Regions from separate parts of the Homo sapiens genome. Here region 2 is linked to region 1. Evidence: read pairs that join two places in POLR2A ChIA-PET (ENCODE). Cell type or tissue: MCF 10A. All regions are shown on one strand. Each heading gives the region's core, and the rest is flanking DNA. Links, peaks and the distances in the headings are about the cores only. Region 1 has its middle 340 kb from the start of LINC02945. Region 2 has its middle 450 kb from the start of LINC02945.

Region 1 (5,393 bases), core at 272-5,271:
TCCTGACTGCATGGTTTGGATAGAGGTAAGACAGTGGTATGAGTCACTGTCAGTATCGGAATAACTCAAAGAGATAAACAAAAGTTATCTAAACAAACAAGTTATAATTCCATTCCATGAAGACATTTTTAGGAACATTCACTTTTTTTTCCCAAGTTGATAGAACATCAAGCAATACATAAACACTGAAATAAATTGCATATTCTAGATATATGTGAAAAGGAAAGGCATCTTAGTGTAACTGAGCACATATGCATCACACATAGTTTCCTTCTGAGCTGTAACACTGTTCCCCCCCTCCCAGTTGGGAAGATACATCTGTGTCTCCTCCCTCATTTGATATGATCCAGTAAAATCCCAGCTTTGGAAACACTTGCCTGGAACATCAACGATTACTTCATTTATCAGCACATATATTTAACTCCGGTCCTTGCTGGGCAGGTCTTAGCTATGAGGTAACTCAACCTATGGCATCACTGCTCTGTGTACCTTTTCACCAGGGGACTCTGTAACCTGCCTCTCCAACACTGTCAAGACTGATGTCAGCTGTTTCCCAGTTCCACACGGTGGACAAATGAACACTATTTGAAGAAAAACAGAAATGCCTGTGGAAGGTTTGCAGTATTTATGGATGTTACAATTGTGAACACTAGGCTTCAAACTGAAAGTTAAGTTACAAAACATGATGCTGCGAAAACTCTACTGGAACTAGGAAGCTATCTCTCTGCCAGATTTTCTCTATGGACTCCTCCTCCTCCCCTCCCCTCCTGAAGTTTCTTTTCCTTAGGTACTTGTCTTTCATTTTGAAAAGGTTTTACACATTAATGGCACTTTCTCTTTAATAGACTATAGCACGTTCGTAATAGTATTTTTTAAATTCTTATTTTAGTCATTACATTCACCAGCCTTGCCAACAGGGTGTGAGCACAAGTTACCTGAGAATAGATTTTCTTGTTCTAAGATACTGTTTTTTTGGTTGGTGTGGGGGAAAATGAAGGTGTTTGCTTGTTTTGCTGAATTAACTAGAAAGGACTAAATTAACAGGCTACCTTGACACATAAAAAGCTTCCTATGTAACAATGCTATTGAGCATATGTATTTAATTGCATTTCACATATCATGTTTTAGACTTCCTGCAGGGCCAGCTCTGTGGGCATGACACACATGTAATACCACAGAATTCTATCCTCAGTGGAGCCTCATGTTGCCCTGGGCCCCACATATTATGTAGCTGGTCTTGACTTCCAGTAATAATTTCTTACAGATTCTAGGCCTTTAGGTACATTGTGACTGCTAGAGAAGGCTGGTTTATATCCATGAGAACACAGTGGGTATTCAATAAACTGTTGATTTAGACAGAGCCCTGGTTGTGAAAGAAGAATATAAGTATCAGATGGTTGTATAAGATTGTTAAAGAATAATCACATAAAGTTTTCCATTGACATTCATTGTGAAAACAAAGATTTGTTCTTATGCTCCATTCTGTCAGTGGACAGAGTTGATGTTTTTTGTTGACAAGAGTTGTTTCAATTAAGGAGCTTGCCTTATTCTTCATGGAAACTCTAGGCAAGGCAGAAAAATCACTGAGGAAAGAACAAAGGGTCTAGTTGACAGGGTGCTGTGACCCCCAGCTAGAATGTCTCAGTACTTAAATAGAAAGTTGCTAATGTAGGGATTATGGAAAAGTAGAACTTGCTGTATGTTGTAAAGTGTTGCTGATGCTCGCCAAACTTCTCCAGAAGGCCCTTGAGCAGATGGGAAAGCTGGGTGGGCATTGGCTGGAGCCATGGTGTTTCATCATGCAGTTGGTGTGGACTAGCTGTTTGCTCTTTGATAAAGTATGGTATTATTTAAAACAAAAAAAAAGGGTAGGCTTTTCAAGGAAGTTAAGAGGATGTGTTTACATAATTAAAATTATGACTTCCTCCTTCTGTTTGGAAAAGTTATGTTTATTATAATAATTTGCTAGTCTGTGATCTTGGTCTAAAATTCTTCAACATATAGCTTCTGGACTCCTACAATTAACTTTCTGTGATATCTTCCAAATTACTGGGTGCTTTCATGGCCTGTGGTCCTATGAGTGAAGATTATAAAGTCTTTTAGAACAACAGAGATCATGTTTAAGCCCTGGTCATGGGCACAGTGATGGACTTAATCTCTGACTACAATGAAGCCAGGCATTTTGATATTTCATTGTCGTAGCAGGAGTGTTTGGCTTTGTTTTCTGCAGACTGGCACTGTGCCATTACTTTATATCCTCCTGAAATAGCACATCTTATACCTGTGCCTCCTTCCACTGCTCTTGCGTTAATTCAAGGCTGAGAAGAAGTGGCCCCGTGCCAGCTCTAATTAAGCAATAAGACACTCCAGGCAGTACATTTCTGGGGATTACTGCATGCCTGCCTTAAGTGCATCACTACTCAAGAAGGGCAATCATCCTTTAGAAAATGCATTCTCTGAAGTGACTTATTGCCATTTGGAAGGGGAACTTTTATAAACTAGAAAGAAGAAAGAGAGGAGGATATGTATTTCCCATGCACTGGATGGTATTCTCTGTGTGTGGCTTTCTTATTTCTTTGGAAGAGGGAAGCAATATTCACTCTAGAACAACACAGTCAGCATTAGACACTCTATTCAGGGTCAATCTGACCACGAACACATATTTGTTCTATTATTTTTTCACTGTTGAGCTGTATACCCAATGGATATAACTTTAAATCTGAGGTGTTTTTTTCCTGTAGTATGTGTTTCCTCACCAGATAAACATTAAGATAACAGTAAAATTCTCTTGTTGCTTTAAGTTTAAAAAAGAGTTACAAAATGAATCCCGATGAGCTTAAGACAGTCACTTACTTTGTTTTCTTGTGTCTAAGAGGCACACAGTATAGAGTATGGCTTATGAAGCCAATCTCTCAAGCCAGACTGCCAGGTTTGAATGCTAACCCTGACACTTTTTATCTGTATGACCCTGAGAAAGTTATTTTAATTCTCTGTTCCTCATTTTTCTTATCTGTAAATATATTTAATAAGTATACTTATTATAGAGGGTTGTTTTATGGATTAAATGCGGTGACATATATAAAGTACTTAATTTTGTCTGGTACATAGCAAAGCAAAAATATATGTTCATTTTGGGAATAATAATTATTATATTTTAATTTATCAGTAATCCTGAAAGGATGATTAGCAGAGAATTAGAATTACTCTAATTTACTTTTAACTGAATAAACTGGAAAAATTGATATCTCTAGGTTTTATTCTCTATATCTATAAAATGACCAGTACCCTAGGCATGCTCTGGTGGCCTCCAGTGATCCCTGGCTCTTGGTTTTCACACCCTGTGTAATGTTTTCCCCCTGGATGAGGGCTACACGGAGATGTTACATCTGAGATTAGGTTGTAAAAGATGGTGGCTTCTGTCTTAAAGCCCTTTTTAGCTCTCTTTGTCTGTCTCAGCTCACCAGCTACAAAGTCACAAGGACACTCAGAAAACGTGTACAGTGGGCATGCAGTAAGAACCTAGACCAGCCAGTAATGACACAAGTGAACCTGAAAGCAGACCCCCAGCCCTGGAAAGCCTTGAGATGAGTGCAGAGTTAGCCGACAGTCTGACCAGAGTCCCGTGAGAGATGTGACAAGAGATGTAGAAACAGGGGCACCAGCTAAGCTGTACCCAGATTTAACAGCAAAGGGACTGAGATAACAAACACTTTTGTCATTAGGCACTAAGTTTGGGGGTAATTTGTTATGCAGCAAAAGGTAACATACAGTCGATAATATGTGGAAGATGGCGGAAAACACAAAATGCTTGCCAAATTGAGGCATTGATATTGTTAACACTATCTTCAAGAAACTAATAGGAACAAAAGATGATTAAACTTTAATATTATTACCTTTATTATTTGCTTCATTTGTATTTGTATCATTCGCTCATTTTTTAAAAAAACTAGAAATCACCTCCTATGTGGCAGGCACCATTACAGGGCTGGCAATTTAGCAGCAGACAAAATAGACATCTTCTGAAGCTTGCATGTTCATAAATTTCTTAAGATATAATATATTAGATATTGCTAAGTACTCATGATCAAAATTAAACAAGGAAGGAGGATAGAGAGTGCTTGCATTTCAAAAACAGTTTTTAAACCTTGGCTAAGAAAACTTCATGAGAAGATAATATATAGGTCAAAAATCTAAAAACACAGAAGCAGTCCATGAGGGTATTGACAAAAGAACGTTCCAAGCAGAACATATAAATATACTATGATAAAAATAAAAAATAGACAAGCAAAGTCAAAGTGCTAAGGCACTGATGTCAAAGCTTTCCTGGTCCTTTAGGAGCAATTAGAGATGATAAGGGGTACAGGGAAGGAGTCAGTGCAGTTTTCTGTAGGCCATTTAAGAATGTAGGCTTTAACACTTGAATGAGATGGGAAATCACAGAGTAATCCAAGTAGGCAGTGGCATGATTTGATTCCAGTTTTAGAAGATCTTAGGCTGTTCTTGAAAGTATAGAATAGGCGTGGGCGTGGAAGGTGGAGAGGCAATATAGTAGTGGAGACCAGATACTAGTTAGTTTAAGTAAAATAGTAAAATATGACTTAACTGTGGTAATTGAAAAAAAGATAATATTCCTTTCATTTCTAAATATTATATTAACCTTGTTAAATTTTCATGGGAAAGGCAACACAAGCATTAAAATAGAAGTAAAACATGTTATTTTATTCATGACATTTGATAAGACCTAGCCTTAAGACTAAAATTACAAATGTACATCTAAATCCAAAATGATTCAGCTACATATATATAATATATAAAATTACATGTATATATATATATACATGCATAGCTGCAGAAAGTGTGTGTATATATGTGAATATGTGTACATATAAACACATGAGAGAGAGCATGAGCATGTAAATATGACAATGTTGGCAACTAGTAAAACCAAATGAAGATGTTGTATGGCTGTTTATTTACTATTTTTGTCAATTTTCTGTAGGTTTGACATTGTTAAAAATAAAATGATAGGAGAAAACATGCATCACAATTGTGTATTCCAAATTGGTTTTGTACTTAACATATAAGTATACTATGATAAAAATAAAAAATAAACGGGACTATGACCTTAAGATTACCACTCAAGTATTTAGACACTAATTATGACTAATTTTAAACACTATAAAGTTATATCAAATCACTGATGCTTGAGGCTTTGGCCATTTTCTGGATGATTATAACTTAACACTGATGAATCCTTGCAGGAAACCTCATTTAAATGCTAAAATAATTAACTTCAGAGCACTTGCTAAAGGGAAGTTGGTAGATTTAACTTAGCAGAGTATGGTAGCTGCAGAGTAGTTGACTCACTTGCCTAATATATGCACTGCTTAGAA
Region 2 (5,393 bases), core at 144-5,143, 110 kb after region 1:
ACATCCAAGATGGCTTCCAGTGTCTTGGCAGGATGGCTGCAAGGTTGGGCTGAACTTGGGTGGTAGGATGGGCAGGCCTCTTCATTTCTATCTAGTCTCCAAGGTCTCACCCTCTCTTTGTGGTCTTCCTACATCTTCTCTCTACATGATATCTCTGTATCATGTCAGCTGGACTTCTTATATGAAAACACAAGGGCTCTCAAAAGCTCAGGAGAAGCTGTCAGGCCTAAAAAGGCTTAGGCTTAAAACTGGAATGGTGTCACTACATTTCACTGGTTGAAGCCAGTCAGTCCAATATAGAAGCAGATTACACAAAGGCATAAATACTGGGAGGTTCATTGCTAACTGGGGACCATCTTTGGAAACTCTCATAGTCAGTGATTTGAAGTCATTATCATGTCAAGCCTCATCAACATCATCACAACTGCAGCAACAACAACAACAACAACAAAAACCAGCTAATATTTCTGGGGCCCTTAGTATTTACCAAGCATGATTATTAGTACTTTACATTTATTAATGTATTTAAATCTAGAGAGAAGCAATATTATTATTCAAATTTTACAGTTGTGGAAACTGAGATCTGAGAGATTAAGTAATTTGCTCAACATTGTGTAGTTTATACTTTGAAGCCAAGCAGCTGTCAGAGTTTGTGCTAGTGAGCACAATGTTATGCTGCTTCACTTGTGGAATGTAAAATCCCATGAATATCTCTCTATATCACATCTGACCATCTCTACTAAACAAAGAATGTCAAAAATATTTTAAAATGATGTGCTGTTTCTCATTATTTCTACCATTCTCAAAATACTTCAAAATAGCGCAAAAGATTCAGCTTTATTTATTATGCAAAGGATTTGATGTGAGTCTTAGTTGAGTTTGCCAGCTGAAGGGCTGTGGTATTGTGTTCCTGGTACATGATTCAGGGTCAAGAGTTCCAGACTCTGTGCCACAGGAACGGGGCTTAAGCCTGAGAGGCCTTGTTATTAGTTGTGCTACCATACATTATCACATAATTTCTCTAAATTTAAATATAGCAGTGTTACTTTAATAACTCATCCAGTGGCATAAACATACTTTCCTATCTATAGAATAGGGATGATAACCTTTAGTTCTCAGAGTTTTCTGAGCTGAAATGAATGTGCAAAGTTGTGTATGCTAAAATAGTTTCATATAATTCAATTTATACAAACTACAAGGTAGTATTAATGACAATTGAGATAAAAATAGAGCTGAATTTATGTTTTACAGTTATTGTTAGAAACCACTTTAATAATTCAACTGACCAGCCTAATATTCTTTCTGGTGTGGTACCTATATTAAGATATCCCCAAAAGTTTAAGATTGACTGAGACAAAGCCTTTGAATATGTAAAAAGTGAAACAAAAATTGTTTTCTCTAAAAACAAACTTTACTCATTTCATCTTGGATACTCAAAATGTCTTCATTATTTTCTTTAATTTTCACTGGTGCCTATTACATGCCAGGCATGTATACTGGCTCAGCTCAGGCCAATTTCTGCAACAATGGAAATGCTTTGTATATGCACTATCCAGTGCAGCAGCCACTTGCCACACGTGGCTTTTCAGCACTTGAAATATGGCTATTGCAACTGATCAACAGAATCTTTAATTTAATTTTATTTAAATTAATTTGAACTTAAATTTAAGCAACCATATGTGGGTGGCAGCTACCATATTGGATGCTGCAGAATTAGACACTATCAATGTGTCCTACTGTCTTTCATATCCTGGTTCACTTTTGGGAGGCGATGCTCTTGGAGTCTTATCTTTTGATGGTGATTGGTATTATTCATCCATACCCTTTAACCTTGCCCTGCTTTAGTTAAAGGTATACATTTTCAAGGAAACTGACAAATGCTAAGGAGGCCATCTGGCTTAAAGAAGTGTTGGTAACTGCCTTCTCTAGGCATGCGGAGCTCATGAGTTTGAGTCAGATTTTCCTTAAACATCAAACAACTTTAAAAAGCTAGAAAAACCTAACCATATGCCCAATCCCCTTATAGTTTTAGGAAAAGAAATAACATGGGCAGTAAAGGAGCCATTTTAACTAATATATACTCAGCATTAGAGTGGGAAAACTCAGTAACTTCTTAAATCCACAGTGTCTTACATGATTTAATTGTTTAGCTTTTGCAAAATTCAAAAATCATTGTTATGTTCCTTTCATTTAATTTTTAAATCTTAGAAAAATTCGTTTCATATGTTTCTGATAAATGTAGATAGAACTCATCGAAATGCATTTGGTAAGAGTTGTTTTTAGAAGATTCCAGATATCCCGTGAATCTTTGGAATAATGAGAACGACTTCATTAGTTTTGCATAAAATTCCCATTTAGTCAGAGATTATTAAACTGAAAGCCCAGCCATCTACCACGTCAGTTGAGTGCTGAAACTATTCCCCCTTCTATAGCTGGCTGAATATTAGTATTTAGGAATAAGTTATGTCTATACAAGCAATATAGGACTAAAAATCACCTACCAATTTCCTGTCTATGTTTAGGATAAAGAAGCTGTGGCTCAGAGAATAAAAGTAAGTTGTTCAAAATCTTTAATGTGGCTTAAGACAGATAAGAAATTTGAACTCAGGCTACCTGGTCGTTGGTCATTAATATTTTTCAACAGAGTACACAGTCTCATCTTCATTCTTTAAGTCAATGTAGTGATAGGTTAGAAAAATACTTTGGTGTTTTTAAGAGCATACAAGAATACCTTTAATTTTATTTAATTTTTCCTCTGATAGCACATAATTAACAATTCAATTAAATATATATGCCAAAATTACTGCCAAAAGAAATATATCTTTTAATTGACATAAACATGAAGACATTTCTTATGCAGAATATCTAATGGGAAATTCCCCTCGGTAGCTAGCTGTTTTTTGATCAAAGAAAATAAAAAGAAGATAAAAGATTTTGCCTAATTGCTTTCCAGAGAAAAATAGATGGAGTCATATTCTGTATGATTTGTGAATGTAAAAGCTTGTAGAATTGTATGATATAATTCAAGGGATGAATTGTGTGTCAGTTCACACCTGATGCCCTGAGATCCCATGGCTTTTTTAGGTTTTTGTTCTAGGGATTTTAGAGAAGAGGTGTCACTTAAACTCTTAAGTGCTCTCAGTTCCTTTGGGGAATGTCTGTCTGAAGGAATCTTGGTGTCTCTAAATTCTTGTCTGTTGCTATCATCAATTCAACAGCATTGTAGCTCCCCTCTAAAAATTTATAAGCTAGCAAATGGCTGAAGCTGGGAAGATAAAAAATGCCCACTGTGCTATCTATCATTTGACTCTTTCAGAGATGTTTACACACAAAGGCTTTTTGGACAGACACTATTCAGCTCCTGACAATTTACAAATGCCTTCCTAGATAGATTTAAAAATTAATCTTAAGGAGACCAAAGGTTTGGAGCATGGAGATGGGATGTTCAGGGTATAGCCTTCTTTGTATGCTTGATTCATGGGAAGTCTGAGGTAAAATTTTGAGTGTCTGGAGATCTTGGATCCAGTCCACAATCTTTTCCTAGTTGCTCTGCAACGCTGAACAAGTTAGTTAACCTTTTTGTGCTCATTCTAGGCTCTCAGTTTAAAAAAGGGAGATCAATTCCATGAAAATTAAGGTGCTATTAATAGTTATACAAGGTAATACATTAAAAACTCTCTATATCATTCATTAAAAATCAGATTGTTATTTAAAAAGTTGGAATTTAATCTCATCTAAAAAAGCTTAGTTATTGAAAATTAAAGGACAAAGGTTTTAAATACTTTTGGAAGATAAAAGTAGAAGAAAACAAATACTCTACAGATAGAATTAAGTTTACAAAATAGCCTCACAATGGAAATATGGAATCAGAAAGGCTATCAATAAGAAAAAAAAGTTAAAATAATGAAAAGCATTATTTTCTAGAATTTACAAAAATATGACATTTAAGGGAGGAAGAAAAGGCCACTATTAACATAAATATTATAGATCCTTATAGTAAATGATTACTGAACAGAATTTTCATCAAGGTACTATTTTAAGTAAAGTTTCTTTGTGATGATTACGATGAGATGTAAAAATTTTAAAAGAAATGTGCCTTTTTAGCCAGGTGCAGTGGCTCACACCTGTAATCCCAGCACTTTGGGAGCCTGAGTTGGACAGATCACAAGGTCAGTAGTTCGAGACCAGCCTGGCCAATATGGTGAAACCCCACCTCTACTAAAAATACAAAAATTACTCGGGCGTGGTGGCGGGCGCCTGTAGTCCCAGCTACTCAGAAGGCTGAGGCAGAAGAATTGCTTGAACCTGGGAGGCAGAGGTTGCAGTGAGCTGAGATTATGCCACTGCACTCCAGCCTGGCGACAGAGCAAGACTCCATCTCAAATAAAAAAAAAGGTGTCTTTTTAATTTTAATATTTTTCATCTATATTTACTACTAATCATATAATTATATTTACTAGTAATAATATAATCAAACATTAGACACCAAATATGTATTTTTGTGGTTGCAATAAATCACATGCTAAAATTAATTCATAGGTTAGCAGTCCAGCTTTAATTCATATGTCTCCTTGTTTATGCATATTGCCAAATATTCATGTTTTATTAAACACTAGAGAACTGCTTTTTCACCTCTGGTAATTTTATGACCATGACTGGATTTACTATAACCTCAATTCTAAGCAAGAGAATAAAGACTTCAATAATGTCAAATAAAATAGCATGAAGTGGTCTTGTAGCATACTATTATTGTTTCATAGTCAACATTTAACAATAATTATTCTTTGGAGAACTTTGTGTTATGTGGTTTTTGTAGAACTACATGTGATTTAGTGACAATAGCTTTCTTTAGTGATTACAGATTTAAAGGATTACTGAACTCTTCAGATTTTAAAACAACAGAATTTCCAAGAGGATTTTATTTTCAATTCTTGTTTACTTCCTAAATCATGCATTAATGTGATGTTTGGAAAATGAGCTAAATTTCTAGTGCTGAACCAGAGCCATCTAGAATGTGAATTAGAAAATTGAAAACAAATTTGCTAATGTGTACTAGAAATGATGTATTATATGCAAATGCATTTACAAATAAAGCACAGTGTAAGTAGAAGTATGAGTGTGGAATGTGCACCTAGTTAGGAAATAAACCTATTTTTTGCATGCATGGTATGACCCCCCATGGATTAAAAGGGTTTATATATGTCAAAACTGTAGATCGGTGCCTAGCACACAGTAAGAGCAACAGTGTTTGCCTCCTCCCTCTCCCCCTCCTCCCCATCCTCCCTCCTCCCCCTCCCCCTCCCCATCCCCCTCCCCCTCCTCCTCCTCCTCCTCCTTCTCCTCCTTCTCCTCCTCCTCCTCCTTCTTAATACATCATCATCATCATCATCATC

What was found. ChIA-PET counts read pairs that join two places held together with the same protein. Peaks named below come from ENCODE experiments on the same cell type or tissue, not always from the same donor. Only the 100,000 strongest peaks of a DNase experiment are listed, where the experiment ranks them.
Region 2: POLR2A ChIA-PET joins it to region 1 with 6 read pairs; 2 of 35 experiments call an interaction of 5 or more read pairs at or near these places.

The regions. Positions count from the first base shown.
Region 1 is chr4:111,771,018-111,776,410 of GRCh38, reverse strand. No RefSeq gene overlaps it. Among named protein-coding and RNA genes, the nearest start is that of LINC02945, 340 kb to the left of the region's middle. In MCF 10A, for the core only: no CTCF peak of the experiment used is centred there; a DNase peak (open chromatin) is centred at 2,340.
Region 2 is chr4:111,662,533-111,667,925 of GRCh38, reverse strand. No RefSeq gene overlaps it. Among named protein-coding and RNA genes, the nearest start is that of LINC02945, 450 kb to the left of the region's middle. In MCF 10A, for the core only: no CTCF peak of the experiment used is centred there; no DNase peak of the experiment used is centred there.